Regions from separate parts of the Homo sapiens genome. Here region 2 is linked to region 1. A link is a contact called in ENCODE Hi-C or POLR2A ChIA-PET data. All regions are on one chromosome and are shown on one strand. Each heading gives the region's core, a stretch centred on a gene start or an enhancer-like site at or near the end of the contact. The rest is flanking DNA. Distances are from core to core; before and after follow the strand shown. Region 1 overlaps LOC124902740 (a long non-coding RNA gene). Region 2 overlaps MMP20 (matrix metallopeptidase 20).

The links. A loop is a pair of places that touch in the nucleus more often than their neighbours do. ChIA-PET counts read pairs that join two places held with the same protein, here RNA polymerase II (POLR2A). Pooled maps may share reads with other maps.
Region 2: a pooled map shows a loop between it and region 1 (2.0-fold over the local background). The contact joins two enhancer-like sites. A Hi-C loop is called at or near these places in 1 of 37 single-sample maps with no recorded cell type and 7 of 50 pooled maps. POLR2A ChIA-PET finds 5 or more read pairs at or near these places in 2 of 52 experiments (GM10248 and OCI-LY7).

The regions. Positions count from the first base shown.
Region 1 is chr11:102,472,221-102,477,741 of GRCh38, forward strand. The region is part of intron 1 of LOC124902740 (a long non-coding RNA gene); the gene reads left to right. All of the region lies in intron 1 of LOC102723838 (a long non-coding RNA gene), which reads left to right. Among named protein-coding and RNA genes, the nearest start is that of TMEM123-DT, 22 kb to the left of the region's middle. RefSeq lists a silencer at 4,681-4,730. Within about 2 kb of position 2,276, at least 3 of the 41 ENCODE cell types and tissues checked have a DNase peak (open chromatin) inside an H3K27ac peak, as active enhancers do.
Region 2 is chr11:102,577,483-102,583,003 of GRCh38, forward strand. It overlaps MMP20 (matrix metallopeptidase 20), which reads right to left. Exons shown (of 10, transcript NM_004771.4): 9 at 1,557-1,660. Among named protein-coding and RNA genes, the nearest start is that of MMP20, 45 kb to the right of the region's middle. Within about 2 kb of position 2,954, at least 2 of the 41 ENCODE cell types and tissues checked have a DNase peak (open chromatin) inside an H3K27ac peak, as active enhancers do.

The DNA.
Region 1 (5,521 bases), core at 1,026-3,525:
GCAATTGATTTGAGTAATAACTCTGTCTCCCATGTGTGGTGGCCAGCATCATGTCAAACTCTTTCTTTATTGCAATGTCATGGTCACAGTGAATTGGTTTTGTCTGTGCAGTGGGCGGGAAGAACCTGTTAGCAGCAGAATGTATCCTAGTGACACGGCACCAAAGCATGTTGGCTGCGGCAAATCCATATGGGTCTGCAGCAACCTCAATTCTTGCCTCCTCAGAAGAAAGAATTCCACGGAGGGGCATAAGGCAGAGTGAGAGACCAAGGAGGGTTTTAGAGCAGGAGTGAAAGTTTATTAAAAAGCTTAAGAGCAGGAAAGAAAGGAAATAAAGTACACTTGGAAGAGGGCCAAACAGGTGACTTGAGAGATTGTAACAGCCCAAGGAGTTCACCTTGCCCGCTGCCTAGACAGAGCTGATCCATCAAGACAGGGGAATTGCAATAGAGAAAGACTAATTCACACAGAGCTGCCTGTGCGGGGGACCAGAGTTTTGTTTTTTGTTTTTGTTTTTTTTTTGAGACAGAGTTTCACTCTTGTTGCCCAGGCTGGAGTGCACTGGCGTGATCTCGGCTCACCACAACGTCCGCCTCCCGGGTTCAAGCGATTCTCCTGCCTCAGCCTCCCGAGTAGCTGGGATTACAGGCACGCGCCACTACGCCCGTCTAATTTTGTATTTTTAGTAGAGATGGAGTTTCTCCATGTTAGTCAGGCTGGTCTCGAAATCCTGACCTCAGATGATCTTCCTGCCTCGACCTCTCAAAGTGCTGGGATTACAGGCATGAGCCACCGCACCCGGCCAAGACCAGAGTTTTATTATTACTCAAATCAGTCCCTCGGAGCACTGGGGGAGCAGAGTTTTTAAGGATAATTTGGTGGATGGGGGGAAGCCAGTGAGCCAGGAGTGCTGATTGGTCAGAGATGGAAAATAATAGGGAGTCGAAGCCATCTTCTTGTACTAAGTCCATTCCTGGGTGGGGACCACAAGATCAGATGAGCCAGTTTATTGATCTGGGTGGTGCCAGCTGATCCATCAAGTGCAGGGTCTGCAAAACATCTCAAGCACGGATCTTAGGAGCAGTTTAGGGAGGGTCAGAATGTTGTAGCCTCCAGCTGCATGACTCCTAAACCATAATTTATAATCTTGTGGCTAATATTAGTCCTACAAAGGCAGTCTAGTCCCCAGGCAAGAAGGAGGTCCGCTTTAGGAAAGGGCTGTTACTGTCTTTGTTTAAACTATAAACTATAAACTAAGTTTCTCTCATAGTTAGTTCAGTCCATGCCCAGGAATGAACAAGGACGGTTTGGAGGTTAGAAGCAAGATGGAGTCTGTTAAGTTAGATCTCTTTCACTGGCTCAGTCATAATTTTGCAAAGGCGGTTTCAAGATCAAGTGCAGGGTTTGACCTTTTGACTTGCTTTTATATGTTGGCATACTTCCAGGGCCTTGCATTACTTCTGCCCTGATTCTTACCTTGGGGCGTGCTCTCCACATGCGCAGTGCCCTGCCAGTGCTTGGGAGAGGCTGCATACACAGTGTGTTTACTGGAGTTGCACGCATGCTCACTTAAGTCGTTCTTCCCTTACCAGTAGAGTGTTCCTAGAGGAAGGTCCTATAGCAGTTAAGCTCCACCATTTTGCCTCTTAGTTCACATGCTTGGACCCATTTGCTCAGTTCCTAAGATCTTATTGGAAAGTTGCTGATCACCAGTTTCAGATTTTTTTCTACCTATTGGGGAACTGCCTTTCCCCTGGCACTGGCTGTGACCAATTATCATTTTAGAGAGATGGTTAACAACCACCTGACCATCACCTGATGGTTGCCTGATATTCCCGGTGGTGTTGGGGGTGGGGGGTCCTCTGCTGCCCTGCTCATGTCTGACTAGTTACCTACTGTAACAAGCCCATTAGGTGGTTACGTTTATAGCAAGGCAGATTGCACATCCTGGGACATCTTAGTAGAAGCGAGTGAGAAAGGCTTATTTTAGGATTTGGGCTTGTATTAGGTGATACTGAGAAGTGGAGCTTTGCCAGGATTGGTTGCTATCAAGGGAGTAGAGGCAATTTTATGACTGGGTATTTTAACAAATCTTATTGAAGGGGGCAGGAATAAACTGAGTCTAAAACTTTAATTGGCAGAGGCAAGATCCTCTCATATTAGCTAGGATGGGGGATATTTTGGTTATTTTTGTGGTTTGGACATGTTTGTTTTTCTGTTCAGACATCGTGATGGAGTGCTCTTGTTTTTGTCATGATCACAGAGTGCTCTGGTCTGACGTTAATGTTCAGTGAAACTGTTTATGTTCCACACCAAGGCCTAAATATGAGTGCCAGGCCAGCTTTCAGTTGTCAGGGGCTGCTTTTTCCTTTCTTATCTCTATGGGGTGATATAGTTCCTGTAAGGGTAAAAACTTTGGAAGGATAAAGGAACAAAATGTGGTGGATTGCTATAGAGGACTAGCATTGATCCTCAAACTTTGACATGCATCAGAATCTCCTGGCAGACCTATGAAAATATGGGGGCTGCCCCCTCCGCCAGAGTTTCTGATTCAGTAGGTCTAATGTGAGACTTGAAAATTTGCATTTCTAACCAGTCCTCAGGTGTTGTCTATGCTACCAGACCACACTTTGAAAACCACTGAAGTAGATGGAAGTATCAAAAGTGAGGATGATTACAGTGTAAGAAAACTGACCCAATAGGGTTATCTGCAATTCTCAAGATAAAAATCTAGAGTGGGCCAGCTGCAGTGGCTCATGCCTGTAATCCTAACACACTGGGAGGCCGAAGCGGGTGGATCATCTGAGGTCAGGAGTTCGAGACCAGCCTGGCCAACATGGTGAAACCCTATCCCTACTAAAACCACAAAAATTAGCCGGGCATGGTGGCGCATGCCTGTAATCCCAGCTACTCGGGAGGCTGAGGCAGGAGAATTGCTTGAACCCAGGAGGCGGAGGTTGCAGTGAGCCGAGATTGCACCACTGCACTCCAGCCTGGGCCACAAGAGTGAGACTCCATCTCAAAAAAAAAAAAAAAAATCTAGAGTGGTCTCTATGTGACTCTCTAATGCAATTCTAACACTGTATGATTGTGCATTTTCCTATTTTAAATTACCAGTCTTTCAGAGGGAAGAGTATATAAGAAGATTCTTCCCAAAATAATTTGTGCAAATTGTTGACAGCCGAAGTTTGTAATGCACATAAAAGTAAAACTTTTATGTGTTTATTGTTCATTTTCCAGGAAGTTCTCAATTACAAATAGGCAGATTTATTTTAGGGAAACAGATTAGTAAAACCAGTTTTTCACTAGATTATTTACAAATTGTCTCACTATACGTTATACATATTACATGCAAAGGAGGCCTTATGATCCTTTTTTAACTATTCTCTCATCAATATTAAGATAGAATTCTTTAAAAGGAATGTAACTGCTCACCCTTTTGAAGTGTTTAAATGTCTTCACTAAAAATTTGACATTTTCTACTTGATTTGGTTTACTTTTTCCTGAAAAAAGTGAACACAGTGAAAGGAAGTGATAAATAGGGATGCAAATGGGTTATCCTTTCTTGTTCTAAAAAATTAGTCTTAAGTTTATTTTTCTCTCTATAGGAGATAAAAGATGTATGACATGGACCACTTATGGTTTAAGCTGAATTGCCTCTGTCTTATAATTTTTACTGAGATTCAGTTTATGTTTGACCTAAAAAATTTAAGTATCATACAAAGAGTTTATATAAGAACTTAATATAATTTTCTATAGCTCTTTTAACAAGTTGTAAACTATTTTATTAACCCTTTCTTTAAAAGGCTACCAAGAAGCTGATAATTCATGAGAAACAGATAAAATGACTATAAATTATTCCTCTCAAATAGGACATTTGGCCCTCTTTCTAAAATAATTTCATCATCTCTTTAGAGAGAATAAATAGTCTTTGGCAGGGAGCTAGATCTTGCAGATCTAACAGGGGGTTTTCCGTGTTGCATCAGAATAAGAATTCAAATAGAATAAGATAATTAACTTGAAATTCCAGGCTTGGGTCCACTCCTGACTATCTACTGGACCAGGAGCCTGTCTTGTGCCTTGCTCTGATGAGTAATTAACTTCAGTTTCTTCATTTGTGAAGTAAAGGGCTTAGACTAGATCATCTTTAGGGATTCCCTGAGCTCTGAAATGTTTACACTGTTAGAATAGGCCTAAGGCTATCAGTTTCAATTATGTTGTACTCATCTGTTTCACAGCTCTTCTTGAATATTTTGTTCAATATCAGAAGGATGTTGAGAACAGGGCATGTAAGGAGATGGTGAAAGGTCTAGGAACATGTTAGTAAGAATTGGAGGAACGGAGCTTGGAAAAGTGGTTCAGGGTGGGAGAAGTATGAGATCTTTTTCTCTGAAAAATATGGAATCTCTCATGTGAAGAAGGCAAACATGTATTCCAAGAACAATGGGTGAAACTTGCAAGGAGACAATTTCAGTTCCTATATACCCCTTTATCTCCAACTTCCAGTCCCTGATCCTCCAGAAGATCTTTTGATCTCTGGGCCACTGGCTTAAACTCTCCTCCAAATCCAGTCCCACCTCCTCCACAAATTTTTATGTAAGTTCTAAAACTCCAGCTTCCCTAGAAAATCCTTTAAACATCAACTGCCTGCTTTATCTTTCCTTTCCTTGCAAAATTTTCAGAGAGCACTCCAGCCTGATCTCTAGGCTCAGAGTATACAGGTCACTTGTGTCAATGCTGACAGCCAGAAAATAAACCTGGCACAGGCCCTGGTACGTGCAGCTAGTCTTGCTTTGCTGTACCTTACAACTCCTCCTACTTCCTGGTGTTCTGTAATCAGACTCCTCAGCCACAGACCTTCCTATACAATGCCTCCTGTGAATATATCCTGGATCCCTACTGCAAAGAATTCATGTCCCTTGGACAGAAACAGATCTTCTAAATTACAAAGCCCTTTTGTCTCCACTTTTGAAAGAGCCTATCAAATTTAGAGAGGAGTTAGAAAGATTAGTGGCCATTTATAACCCCATTCATAGGAACCTCCACTGGCTACTAAGGGGTGTTCTTTACACCCATGATTATACTGTGGTTATCAGACATTCCAGAAAGCCCCCAAATGAATGTCTTACCTCTAGAGGGAATAAGTGGCCAGAACTTCTCCCAGGTCCTCCTACAATTGACCAGGAAATGGCTGAGTTATGGGGCCTGATAGGGACAATATTAGAGGCCTTTTCCTCTAAGGTGAAGTGGTCTAGGGTTGAATTATGTACTCAGAAGAAAGGGGAACATCTTAAGGCCTATATGGAATGATTTATACAAACTTTTGAAAGGTTCACTGCATTAAATTCTGAAGCCCTAGGACATGAACAATTTTTAAATTCTGCCTTGGTTAGAAATCACCCTGATACAAAGAGGCAAATCCAAAATAGTGTCATTGGCTGGACAGGTCATTCTCTGAATGTTATTATAGAAGGAGCTATGCAATTCTTTAAAAATAACTTGCAGGAAAATAAGAGGAAAA
Region 2 (5,521 bases), core at 1,704-4,203, 110 kb after region 1:
GGAAGAATTTGTCACTGTCACTTTCTTAAAGTGTCACCAAAGAGGAATTGTGAATTTGTCAGGTGGCAGTTAGCTTGTCTTCTGTCTTCATGCCCTAGAACCTGACTCCTGAACTTCTCAGTCATTTCTGAGCTTTCTCCTTGTTCCAGCCGGGGTAAGGCCTTCTTGTTGGGGTCATCCAATGTGCCATGCTCAGTTATGTACTGTGCTTCTGCTCAGGCTGCTCTCCTCCAGGAAGCCACTCCCCTTTTCTTTCCCTAGTTAAGCCTCCGGCCAATCTTCAAAACCCATCTGAAGTCCTACTATAAAATTTCCAATGACTGCTGCCGATTCTGATATTTTAATTCTCAGATCAGCTCTTGCAATTATTGTGCAGTCTACCACATGACTCAACACTAAATTATAGATTGTCTGTTTTCCAGTCATTTCATCTGTGTTGGGTGAACCATTCTGTGAGAGCAGTGGCCACATCTGGAATGGTCTTTGCACTTCTGAACAGTGTCCAGCCCTGTGCTATTTTTTCAAGAAGAGTGTGCTAACTGACTACTTCAGAAGATTTAATTAAATGTATTCAACAAAGTTCTATTCAACTTTCCTAGCTATGTGTTAAATTGCAGGAGTTGGATGATGGAGTGGGAAAAAGCACTGAGAAGCTTGAGACAGATTTTTTTTTTTTTTTGAGACAGGGTATCACTCTGTTGCCCAGGCTAGAGTGCAGTGGTGCAATCACAGTTCACCGCAGCCTCGACCTCCTGAGCTCAAGTAATCCTCCCATCTCAGCATCCGGAGTAGCTGGGACTACAGGTGTGTGCCATCATTCTCAGCTAACTTTTTTGTAGAGACAGAGTTTTGCCATATTGCCCAAGCTGGTATTGAATTCCTGGGCTGAAGTGATCCTACCACCTCATCCTCCCAAAGTGCTGGAATTACAGGTGTGTGTCACTGTGCCCAACCAAGACTATGTGTATTTTAAAGATAGAAAAGGTAATCTTGACCCCGGTAGACTTTATGATCTAGCTGACTAATCGATTGAAGCTATACTTTAAAAACTTTCCATTAGGTGGCCAACATGGTGAAACTCCATCTCCACTAAAAATACAAACATTAGCTGGGCCTGGTGGCCAGCGCCTGTAGTCCCAGCTACTTGGGAGGCTGAGGTAGGAGAATCGCTCGAATCTGGGAGGCAGAAGTTGCAGTGAGCAGAGATCGCGCCACTGCAGTCCAGCCTGGCCACAGAGCGAGACTCCGTCTCAAAAAAAACAAAAAACAAAAAACAAAAAACAAAAACAAAAAACAAAACACACACACACAAAAACAAAAACAAACAAACAAACAAACAAAAACTTTCCATTAGGAAAGAGAGAACTAAAATACCAGAACTTTTACAGTTACTCTTTCTAGTGGACAATCTGTTTAGATAAACTTATGAAAGGACCTAAGACCAAATATAAAAACCAAGGACTCCCACTTGGAAATCCACTTTCTGTTGTGTTAAAGCAAAGCCAAGATTTCTTATGATAGTTTTCATGAAGAAAGTTTTCAGTGGAAACACTTACCATTTAATTCTACAGCAGCATCGATTTGGCCATTTACTCCTGAAAATTCTTCTTCAGTATTCTTTGGATAGTCTTTTTCCATTTTCCTTTTCCTTTCGTCGTAGCTAGAAAAAGTATTATTTCATAAATAATATTACTAAGAGGTTTTTACTGGTTGTAGATGACACTATACTGGTCAGGCATATGGACACATAACTTATTTAGGTGTTCCTCTCTCTCTCTGTTTCACATACACATACACATGCATTTATGTTGTTATTTATTTTTTCTTTGTTGTGTTTTTGTTTTTTTTTTGAGATGGGGTCTCACTGTTGCCCAGGCTGAAGTGTAGTGGTGCCATCATGGCTCACCACTGCCTTGACCTTCCAGGCTCAAGCGATCCTCCTGTCTCAGCCTCCTGAGTAGCTGGGACTACAGGCATGTACCACCACACCCTGGCTAATTTTTATTTTTTATAAAGACAGGGTCTTGCCATGTTGCCCAGGCTGGTCTCAAACTCCTGGTCTCAAGCAATCCTCCCACACCTCAGCCTCCCAAAGTGCTGGGATTACAGGAATAAGCCACTGGGCCTGGCCCTTGTTGTTTAAATCGGGCTCTTAAAATACCTAAAAGAGATTATAGACCTTTATCACTATGCTCCCATGTTCCTGAGATTCTGGTACCACAAGCTTGGAAGTCACTTGCTTAAAGCAGTCTCCAAAAAGTTTCCACATACATTGTTTAGAAATATTCATTCTATATATTATAGCAACATGTTCTGTTAACTCAAAAAAAACTTGCCATTTGAAAGGAACTCTCTATATTTTTTATTGCCTTATTTATTGTTGTAATTATTTCTCTATCAATTCCTTGGTTCATCAAATCATTGAAAGCCTTTCATAGGTGCTTTTATTCATGAACTTAGTGCTATGTATCCATGGAGAAAGGGTTGAACAAATAATGCACACTGAATGAATAAAGAAATGTGTGAACAATAAGTAAATAAGAAGCAAGTAAATATGTAATAATTGAACTTCTGCCTTTTAAACCAATTTACTTGAATTCCATTGCTTTTGTTTCCTGGAAAGCTTATATGACTGACTGAATAGTAGACCTGATTTCTTTTTCTGGATCAGCAACCAGCATTCAATGATAACTCTGAAGATTGATTAATATATCTCTTTGTGATCTAAACTACTCATTGTTAAAAAAGACTGTGACTGTGTGAGTCAGCATGACTTGTATGAGAATCAGACTTCATTTAAAGTTTGAGAAAGTCCCTTCTTCATTAGCACAGAGTTCCAAATGGGGACACTCCCAGGTGGACACCCCACTCCTTTCCCACCAAAAGGTCAGACAATTTCTCCCAGTGCCTGGGCTACTGAAAAATTTCCTGTGGCAGCAGATCCACCCACCATCTCTTGAAATGTCCCTCTTGTGTGGCTATGACTACACAGGCCAGGGATAACTCTCTAGTGATGTTGAGCCAAAGGCAAACATTGAAAAAGATGTACTCAGGCTGAAACTAAGTGCAAGTCTGAGCTGCTTTACAGAATGTTTGGAGCTAGGGGTGGAAGCTAACTGTCCCAGCATATTATCCATATTAACTATAACCATTAATATTTCATGTGGACCTTATGTGTAGACATTATGCAGGGGCCTGCATAACAAACACGAGGTTACCTACTTTTCATTTTACTAAGTAAGAACATTACCATTTAACCATCAAAAGAACTACTACCACCTGTTTTCACACTCATTTCACAAAGACAAAGAAACGTTAACACCAAAAAGGCAGGAAGGACATAAACTGAGAATAAAAGATGGTTCTCGCCAATAATCTGTTTTTATGCTGACACAGACTGCAGCTCCCTGATTTATAATATTGTGCTGTCCTTATTTAGCTGTGAACTGGTGAGAACTTTGTGATGATCTAGCCCTTTGTTTGTGGACAGATATTTAAGGATTTCTGTTATAGTCCAAAGAGCTCAACAGATACAGTCTGATGGTACTGGGTTTGAATTTCTGACTCTGTTACCTGCTGACTCCGTGATCAGGAAAACGTACTTTGAGCTCTGAGCCCTGGTTTTTCTCATCTGGAAAACATTGGTCATGAGGGTAAGAGACAATTTACACACACACACATGCACACGCACACACCACACACACACACACACACACACCTGGCACATGTAGCACCAAGAGTAGGCCCAAGCCAGCAGTCTTTGTCATTTATTCTGGCCCCAAGAACAATTAACTCTGACTTGTCAGTGTAAGGTTGAGTGAACTTCATGGTTTGATCTGAGATTCTAAGTCACTAAGGAGTTTAATCTTTAAACTTACTTTACAAGATAATATTTGCGGTGGTAGGCAAGGTTGAGAAGGGGTGAAAAAGGAGGGCTAAAAAGTGTTGGAGGCAGTCCAGAGAACCAAGTCAGAGAGGGGATTAAGATGAAGTAGGTCTGCTGGTGTGGTGAGGATTTTACTGAGAGAGTAACAGAAAAGGAGATTATATGATAGGATGAAGATCACGGGGATTTTTACCAATAATAAATAAATGATGAAGAGAATTGAAGAATGAAAATATGTGGTGGTTGGGAAGGCCCACTGAATTTGAATTCAGAGGACATGAAATACAGCTTCAGATGGACCACTGTAGCTGTGTGATCTTGAGTGAATCATGTAACCCCTCAGAGACACAATGTTCAATGAAAATAAAAGAAATACCTACTTCTCAAGATTGTTGAAAGGTGGATGGGACAATGAGAGAATATGAGAAAACGCTCAGCATGATTCCTGGCACACAGTAAGCCAGCCATCAAGAAATAGTAACTGAATTTCAATATTAAGGAAATAAATACAATTTTTATTGAGAATCAACTATATCTTGAGTATCTGCTAAAATCATTGCATATATCCTCTCATCACTGAGGTCTTGTTTGTGAAACCTAAATACCAAACTAGAAATAGTGATCTGAATTATGTTTATTTCCTTTGTGGGCATTTGTTACATCATTTAATATTGATTCAAGGTATTTACATTTAATATATATTAAATAAATCATTGCCTGCAACAGATATCTGATGTAGTTTTTCAGATACGTTATCTTACTCTCCACATTTGTATTCTAAGGACTCAGGGACTGTTTTGATAAAGTGCCTGCATTTTTGTTTAACCTAATCTGCATGCTTAGAACTTAGATTTGTTAGGTATTTTTGGTGTTTTGATTGTGCTGATTTCAGTCACATGTCAAGGGCATAACTGACTCCATTCTACCCTCTTAGAAGCACTAAATGGGGAACTGAGTCAGCTAAAGGATGCTTAAAGAGAATGCAAGAAAGGGCGGCAAAAAGGGGAATTTACTGATAAGGTTTCTAAGATGGTTTCAGGAAGTTTTCTCAAGGTGACCTTTCCAGTGTGGGTCAGGAGGGACAATGAAATAGAAATCTGAAATTCCATTTTGAAGTTAATGATTTCAGCCAGAAATCACATGACTTTCATGAATGAAGTGGGCTTTGTGATCTATACTAGAGAAGGGCAGGTAGGACAGTGATCGGGAATGAAGAGAAGGCAGGAGAGGAGGAAGCTGCCATGTACAATCCCAGATGAGGGTCAGGAAACAGGACCCCATGAGGAAAATGATAGTGAGGAGATTCTGGGACAAATAATTTGTAACAACATAGAAAAATATGTATCCTATAGTATTAAGTAGAAGAATGTCAGGACACAAAATTTCATACATAATTACTTAAAAATGGGGAAAACTGCAGGAAAAAAATAGAAGAAAAATATTAAATGAGTATCAAAAGATGTTGCAAGTGTTGACCATTGAAGAATTTCTTTCCTTTTCATACATTCTGTGTTTTCTATAACAAACATCACATGCTGTCCTTGGACCCCATCTTCCTGGGCAGTCTTATATCCTCACATGGCCTCAATCACCATCTGATTACATGATGAATTCCAAACTTATCTTTCCAGCCTG